Regions from separate parts of the Homo sapiens genome. Here region 2 is linked to region 1. A link is a contact called in ENCODE POLR2A ChIA-PET data. All regions are on one chromosome and are shown on one strand. Each heading gives the region's core, a stretch centred on a gene start or an enhancer-like site at or near the end of the contact. The rest is flanking DNA. Distances are from core to core; before and after follow the strand shown.

Region 1 (4,372 bases), core at 1,234-3,733:
AGTCGGTCGTCTCTCCCCTATTCCCTCAAAACTGCAGCTCTGGGGCCCAGCAGCCTCCTGGAGGTCTCCATGTAGACGGTTCATGAGCGCCTTCACTGACATGACCAAGCTGACCTTGGCCATCCTTGTCTCTGTGAGTGGCACCACCATCCACTCGATGACTCATTCCAAAAATCTGAAGTTATTCTTGATTCTCCTCTCTCCCGATAGCCCTTTCCACACGGTATATATTGACTTGACTTCTCAAACATCCTCCGAGCTTTCTCCTCTGTCCATCGCCAGGCTCCTCATGGGGCCTAAGCCACCGTCATCCTCCATCGAACAGCCATGTTCTCCCTGGCTCCTGGGTCCCGCCTGCCTCCCTGGGTGGCCATGTCATGGTTCGCAGCCATGCACCCCTTCATTCTTGCTGAAAGGACTGTCCCTCTCAGCCTCATCCACTTTGGCCTGGGCCTTGGGACTTGCTTTGGTTGCGGGTGGCAGGGCTCGTGGGCCCTGGTTCCACCTGTGTCAGGGGCTCCCCCTTCAGCCTGGTCCTGGGGAGAGAAGGCAGCTGGAGCACAGCAGGGCCCTTGGCTCTCCAGAAATGTGAGCAAGAACTCACATGTGAACCATGGTAGGCTTTGGTAAACCTGGGGACGTATCTTCCCATGGCAAAGCTTATTAATAAGTCCCCTAAAATCTATTCCCCACAGTAGCCACTAGTTATGTTCAAAAAGTAAATTCTGCCATGTCTTTCCCTTGCTTTGCACCCACCGTGGCTGCTGCAGTTCTCTGAGTAAGAGGCCAGCCCTGATGGGAGCTCAGGACACCTTAGCCCTCCTGCCACATCCACCTCCAGCCCGACCCTCTCCTCCCGCCCCTTACTCTCCCCTGGCACTCCCAGGTCTCATTCTGGTCTGCCGTCCCGGCGCTGGCTCTTCCCTTTGCCTGGGTTGAGCTGCTGCCACCTCAACAGGATGGCTCACCTCATGATTTAGACCTTAGACGGAACAGCCCTGCTCCAGAGAGGTGACCTGACCACCCGTCCCCACTGGGGCACCACCCAGGCACCACACCAGCCTCTGCATCACGTGCAGCGCACTTGTTCAAACCGCTGGTGATTTCACGTCTCTGCATATTTTACTTGTTTATCGTCTCCTCCTCTCACTCTGGGAGTGCAGGGAACCATCTGTCTGGGCACTCACAGGTCTCCTTGGGCACAGAGTGGAGCCTGGCATGCACCCAGCACTGAGTAGGTGATGTACGCATGGACAGTGTGCAGCCAGGGCCTTGAAAGCAGTAATGCTTTCCCTGGGTGAGATACAGAGACGGCCTTTGAAGGAAAGACAAGTAAGACGGAAGTCTGAAGACCAGATGGGAACAAGGAACACCAGCCTGTGCGAGGTGTGGAGGCATCGCAGGAAGACCCTCGGAGGAGCTGTCAGGAGAACAGATTCTGGTCCAGCTCTGAGATGTGACCTGGGTGCCCACTTCTCTGGGCCCCGGTTGTCCTCTTGAGAAGCCGTGGGATATTCTTGAAAGGATCTCTAAAGCTCTGTCTGGTTTTGTGATGCTTGAGTGTTTTGCATGCACGGCAACCATCTTTGGAAACAGACCCAAGTCCAGGGTTTGGTGAGGAAGTGGCTGAAGGCCATTCACGGTCGGTTCACTCTTTCAGCAGAGAGAACAAAAGTGCAAGCCCCTGAAGAGATGTGGAAAGCGCTGAGAGGCCGGAGTCGGTCTGTTTGCTCCTGGGGCGCCGAGGACCCTCCTTGGGGCTGCAGGCGGAAACTATCCCGGAAGCGAGAGGACCTGGGGCTAAGCTCACTCACTTCCTGAGCCACCAGGATAAGTAGGCCACTTTTCTGAGCATCAATATTTTTATCTATAAAATAGATCTAACACTGCCAATTTACAGGGATTTTGCGGAGATTAAATAAGAAAACATAACAAGAAGTGCTAACATGTATTGAGTGCTTAGTCTGAGCCAGGCACTGCACTGTTATTTACATGTCTTATTTAATTCTTATGACAATCCCATAACATTGGGACTATTGTTATCTGTACTTCTAGATGAGGAAATGGAGGCATGGAGTGCGTAGGCAACTTGTCCAAGGCCCCTCATTCAGTGACCCATAATCTGCATGACTTCCGTCACTCATCCCACCTAAGTAGTAAATGCACCTGCTTCTCCATTCACATATGTAGCAAGTCCAGCAGTGCCTGGCACGGAATAGACACTCTATAAATCATGCATTTCCATCCTAATGTCCAGTTTTCAGCAGTGCATTAGCTTGGTCCTCTGGAGAATGTTTTTCTGCCTTCTGTAAATTAATGCTGGTACCTAACTGCTTTGGAGAGTCACTTTGCCCTGAGCTGTGTGTGTGTGGTGTGAGTGTGTGTGTGTGTGTGTGTGTGTGTTGAACTTCTAGGGTTCTCTGCTTCCAGTCACTTCTCCCACCCCTAGGTATTGCACAAGGAGAGTGAAGTGTTTGCTTTGTAAATGCAGCTTGGAAAAGCACTGTAGATGGATAAAAGGTGCTGGCCGATGTGAGTCATTCTCATAGGCTTGGCAAGGATACTTCAGAGCAAAGGAGGCCCTGGGCAAAACAATAAAAACATCTTCTGAAGCTCATAGAAGTGCATCTTGCTTGGGAGTCTGTGGGTTGCATTGTACAGAATGTTCCCGGAGTTCAGGAATTGGAAGGAACTGGTAACATAAAACAATTCTAATTGTCTATTTTAAAAAGCAATGTTGGAAGAATCAAGGATGGGAATAATAAGCAAATAACTTAGCTGAAAGATTTTATTAGTTATTTCAAAAATGCATTCTCCAAAATTTTTCCTTTTTCAATTTTAAAGAAAGGTAAAACCTTTTCCCAAAAGAAAAAAAAAGTGTATTTTTTTTCTATTATTTCTTTTCCCAGATCTTTACATGTAATTGATAGATTTGGGAGCTGGAAGAATTGTGGAAATCGCCCAGTTGAATCCCTTCCTATTACAGTGAGAAACCTGAGGCCTGGCAATATTAAGGTTTGGCCAAAGGCACACAGTGAGAGCAAAGAAATGCAGTCTCTAAATGTATTCCACCAGAGCCTTTCATGGTTTGAAGCATTTCAAAGCCCAAATTAGTGTAAACCCCAAAAATGCATGTCTGTTTTGCAAGCTGCCCACCCTCTGTGCTTGAATTCACCCAGCCTAGGATGCTTAGAAGCCCTCACGGGGCCTGTCCGTCTCTGAGGAGTGTTGGGTGTTCGTGAAAGTCCTCTTTTTATTGATCAGAATGTGATTGATCTTGTGTGGCTTCTACCTGTATCAATGCCACTTTATTCGCCTGCTGCTGGAACTTAGAGAACTGGAATCTAGTGTTTCTATGAGTCCTACCCTACGTGTGGACTAAAGGCCTAGCCTAGAAGAGGCAATGGGGAGCACACCGATTTAACTCCAAGCTCTCAGATAGGTGCCTGCACACTGCCCTATTGATCATGACCTCCAGAAACAATCTCATCTGAGCTTATCCCTAAGTTTTCACTCTGGATGACATTTTCCTAAGCCCAGCCAGAGGGTGCGACAGGAGGAGGATTCTCCCTGGCTCCCTGTCCCTGCTTTTCCAGGCAGCATTATCAGTCCCACAGCTCCTAATGGTGTTCCCAAAACAGGGCTGTGAAGATCTCTTCCTGCATGGCCACAAGCTATAAAGCTACCCAACCCATAAACCACAGCCAGCCAAAGGCCGACAGTGCACCCGAGAGCTTCTGTGCTGCACCAAAGCTCCAGAGCTGTTCACCAGGTCTTGACACTTCATGCTTTTGAGGCTAGATCAGAGCCCTATTAGAGGCTGGAGCCTTGCAGATCTTTTCCAGGCAGCAAAGCTGAGTAGCCAGAGTTGACAAAGGGGTGGCAGCCAGCTGCCAGGCACACAGAGAAGCAAAGCCAGGCGGAAGGCTGGGAATCATGAGGAGGAAAGAGGTTGTCACTAAAGAGACCTTATCTTGAATAAGTCAGTAACAGCTACCATTTATTAACTACTGGATGCCAGTCTCTATGCTAAGCATTTTATATGTTATTTCATTAAATTGCAATAAATCTGCACTAGAACCTAATAAGAAGGCTATTGCCATTCCGCTTTACAGAGGAGAACCTGAGGCACAAGGAGGATGAATCACTCGTGAGGTCACTTCATTAGTAAGTGGCTGAGATAGAAGTCAAACCTAGATTTACTCCAAATGAAGACTCCAACCGCTACTCCATTGGGCTACTTCCTGCGTAGATCCCCCTGAAGCTGAGAGAGGGGGCCTCTCTCTCCTCCCACTCCCCGGCACCAACATGGTTTGGGAGCTCCAAAGTGCCTTTAGCATTCAGTCACCTCTGAGTGTCAGATGCTGCTGCA
Region 2 (4,057 bases), core at 9-2,508, 720 kb after region 1:
GGAAAGGACCACCTGGATGGATGAAGATGTTGGTCTCAGCTGTGCACTCTTGCTGCCAGATTGCAGGGCTTACCTATCTCCTGATACTGAGCAGTTTCCAAACTAGTCACACAGATACCTAAGTAGGTCAGGTGCTCACAGCATGACTACTAAGTAGCTGCTCACTCTGCAGGAGGACGGGGAAGGGCTGGTCTGCTGCTTGCCGCAATGTTTGCTGCGCACTCAAAAAGTGCTGGGCCCTTGACCCTGGATTCCTCTGCTGAGGTGCATCCCACTGAGTGTGTAGCCCTCATCTGGGCCTGTTGCGCCATGGGACTCGGGGCAGGACGCCTGCTGCAAAGATGCTAGCACTCTCTGAAGTAAGTGAGTGTGCTGTGAATAATAACATCTTTCGTCTCTGATCCAGGAGTGTCATGTCTTCTGTCAGAATCCATGACACTTGTTAGCTCACAGCTGGGGTAAAACCTTAAACCTTCCACAGGTCTTGACATAAGAATCCAGCTATTGCATTAAAATATAACTAGTATATATTATAAAGCAGCTGCCAGTCCATGGAACAGGGAGAACTTGTGCTTAGGTGAGAGAGACACCTGGCCATGAACACTAACGGCCGTTTTAAAAGGAGACAAGCTTCTACTTCATTTGGATCTTAGGCAGTGGGGCATTCACATAAGATGATTGCTGGTTCGAAGGAAAGAACCAAAAAAAAAAAAAAAGAGAAACTTTTAGCTTTTGTTATGATTATGTTCCCAGCAAATTGATGATTTGTTTGAAGAATGAAAACTCCTAGAAGGGGTCACTGGAAAGGAAAAACTTAAAATGATGATGATCTGTAGGGTGATTTTCCTGAGAGAAAAGCATACTTTGCACTAATGGCTATCTTCCCAGTGAATTCATTTTGAAGCCAAAGTGGATAATTCCCAGCAGCCAGCCTCCACCCCAGGGGATCTATCCCCCATTCATCCAGACAGCAATGTTGATGGGTGGACAGTGGGGCAGCCCAGAGCCGAGTCCTTCCCTCACCCTTCCTGCCTGAAGTCGCCATCCCTCCATCAGCAGAGAGTGTAGTCAACTTGTTAACCACAGAGCAGGACACGTACGACTCCTTATTTCCTTATGTCTCTTTTAAGCACAGCTCCATTGCACCCATGTTCAATTTTAGCCTCAGCGTCTGCCCTTAGCCACAAGTTCCCGGCATCTCTGTGGGAATTCATGATTGTGAGAGGAAGACAAGCCCCGTGTGAAGGGATGATTCACCCTCTCCCTTGAGAGTTTCAGTCTCAAAGCTGCCAGCAAATGGGTCTTGATGGAGACAAGTAGGAGACTGAGTATTTGGGTAGATGTCGTCATTTTAAATCTCTGCTGGGAGGAAAAAAAAAACAACGAAAAAAATCAAAACAAAAGCCCTGTCAAACCGCATTATAGCCCTTCTCTACGTAATAACTAGGAGGTCAGAGTTGCAAAATGCATAGAGAAGAAGTATTCCTGTTCTACGAGGACTTTTAGGACAGGAAGAAAAAGCCATACAAAATGAGAAAGGCCTTGTTAAGGCTGGAAATGCTAACGTTTCACTGGTAGGTATCTGCTCTCGATGCAGTCTTCTCCATGGGTTCTGTGGTCCTTCTCCTCACCTTCCCACTGGCTGCATCCCCATCCTTCGTTTCCTCCTTGCTCTTTTGCTCAGGGTTGCCTTCTCTGCTTCTTAGTCACTTGTCCCATTTCTGTGGCTTCATTTCTGTCATTTTGTCCTTTCTCTTTTGATATATCAGACCATGATCTGGTTTGAGTTCTTTGTGCACACATGTATGTGTGTTAGATATTAAAAGAAAGAAAGAAAAAAATATATATATAATGCAGTGGGCAAAAAGCCCTAGGGCAGTTTGGAAACAGACAACAGCCTCAGCCTACTGCTTCGCATTCAGTATCTTGCCTCATCCTGCAAAAATCCTATGGAGCATTAATAGACCCAGTTTACAAATGAGGAACTGAGGCTCCCAGAGGTTGAGTAGCTTACCTGGGGTCACACAGGTGGTATACTGTGGAGCCATGGTCAGCTCTACTGCTCACTCTTCATTTCAGAGTGTGTCTAGCTAAGGGTGCTGGAAGGGAAGTGAGCCTCGAGCAGTGGGGTAGCTTGGATTTTGGAAGCAGCACACCTGGGTTCATAAATTGGCTTCTTCATGGACTAGCTCTGTGACTTAGCCTTTCTGGGATTAATAATAGTGATTCTCAGAGGGTCATTGTAAGGATTAAATGAGGCGATGGAGGAAAAGGTAGTGTGTCTGGCACATAGTAAATGCTTAATTAATGTAGCTAGGCCTGAAACCTAGGAGTCATCCTCAAATCTTCCCTTTTTCTCACATCCCACATCCAGTCCATCAGCAAGTCCTGTCAGCTCTACCTTCCATGTATCCAAACCTGGTCACTTCTCACCACCACCTCTTAACCTCAGTCCTCATCGCCTCTTACCAGGGAACTGAAACTTCCAACTGGCTCTGGGTTTCCACTCTTGTCCCCTTTGGCCAGGGCGATCCTGTTAAAATATAAGTCAGATTACACTCTTCCAATGTTTGGAACCCTCTGAAGATATCCAATATTATTGCACAAAGTTAATAGCTGAGGCCCAACAATGGGATGCTCAAGCCCGACAGCAGCACTTTACAAACTGTAATGTGCACATGAGCTACTGAAGATGTTGTGAAAGTGCAGCTCTGACTCAGTGGGTCTGGGGTAGAACCCAAGATTCTGCATTTCTATCAAGCACTCAGCTGCTGCTGCTGGTCCAAGACCCTAGTATTGAATAGCCAGATGCCACATTATCTGCACTCCACCTCCACCTTATCTCCTCTGTTATCCCCTTGCTAAACCTGCCCACCTTCATTGGCCTCCTTGTTGTGCCTCAACGCACCAAGTAGGTTCTACCTGAGGGCCTTTGAACGTCCTGTTTCTCTCTGTCTGGGAAATTCTATCTCCAGACACGTGATTAGCTCACTCCCTCACTTCCTTTAGGTATTGACTCCAATGTCACCCTCTCGGCAAAAGGTTGCCTGACATCTGTTCTTAAAATTGCATAACCCACCCCCAGCAACACTATTGGTTTCCATTCTCTTTGCTTTTGTTCATAGACTACAACTTTCTAACATCATACATATCATACTTATTTTGGTTTTTGTCAATCTTTCCCAGCTAGAAAGTAAGCCTTTTTTCAAAAGGTGAATTTATTTTTATATATTTGTCTTTAATTTTTTTAAGTGTTAGATTCAGGGGGTACCTGTACAGGTTTCTTACACGGGTGTATTGCATGATGCTGAGGTTTGGGCTTCTAATGATCCTGTCACCCAAGTAGTGAACATAGTACCCGATAGGTAGCTTTTCAACCCTTGACCCACTCTTTCCCACCTTTTGGGATCCCCCATGTTTATTGTTCCCATCTTTGTGTCCTGTGTACTCAATGTTTAGCTCCCACTTATAAGTGAAAACATGTGGTATTTGGTTTCCTGTTTCTGCACTAATTTGCTTAGGATAATGGTCTCCAGCTGCATCCATGCCATGTCGCTGCAAAGGACATGGTTTCATCCTTTTTTATGGCTGTGTAGTATTCCATGGTGTATATGTACCACATTTTCTTTATCCAGTCTACCAGTGATGGGCACCTGAGTTGATTCCATGTTTTTGCTATTGTGAACAGTAGTAGGATGAACATATGAGTGCAAATGTCTTTTTGGGAGAAGGATGTATTTTCTTTTGGGTATATACCCAGTCATGGGATTGCCAGGTTGAATGATAGTTCTATTTTTAATTCTTTGAGGAATGTCCAAACTGCTTTCCACAGGGGCTGAAATAAGTTACATTCCCACCAACAGTGTATGAGTTATTCCCTTAACAACCTCACCAACATCTGTTATTTTTTTACTTTTTAGCAATAGCCATTCTGACTGGTGCGAGGTGGTATCTCATTGTGGTTTTGTGTCTAATCATCTCTCTGATGATTAGTGATGTTGAGCATTTTTTCATGTGTTTGTTGGTTGCATGTATGTCTTCTTTTGAGAATTGTCTT

Evidence for each region. ChIA-PET counts read pairs that join two places held with the same protein, here RNA polymerase II (POLR2A).
Region 2: POLR2A ChIA-PET joins it to region 1 with 10 read pairs in GM12878. The contact joins two enhancer-like sites. POLR2A ChIA-PET finds 5 or more read pairs at or near these places in 3 of 52 experiments (A673, GM12878 and activated CD8-positive, alpha-beta memory T cell).

Annotation. Positions count from the first base shown.
Region 1 is chr13:30,123,353-30,127,724 of GRCh38, forward strand. No RefSeq gene overlaps it. Among named protein-coding and RNA genes, the nearest start is that of LINC00365, 17 kb to the left of the region's middle. Within about 2 kb of position 2,484, at least 3 of the 41 ENCODE cell types and tissues checked have a DNase peak (open chromatin) inside an H3K27ac peak, as active enhancers do.
Region 2 is chr13:30,846,818-30,850,874 of GRCh38, forward strand. No RefSeq gene overlaps it. Among named protein-coding and RNA genes, the nearest start is that of LINC00545, 34 kb to the right of the region's middle. RefSeq lists enhancers at 1,076-1,135, 1,246-1,335. Within about 2 kb of position 1,259, at least 5 of the 41 ENCODE cell types and tissues checked have a DNase peak (open chromatin) inside an H3K27ac peak, as active enhancers do.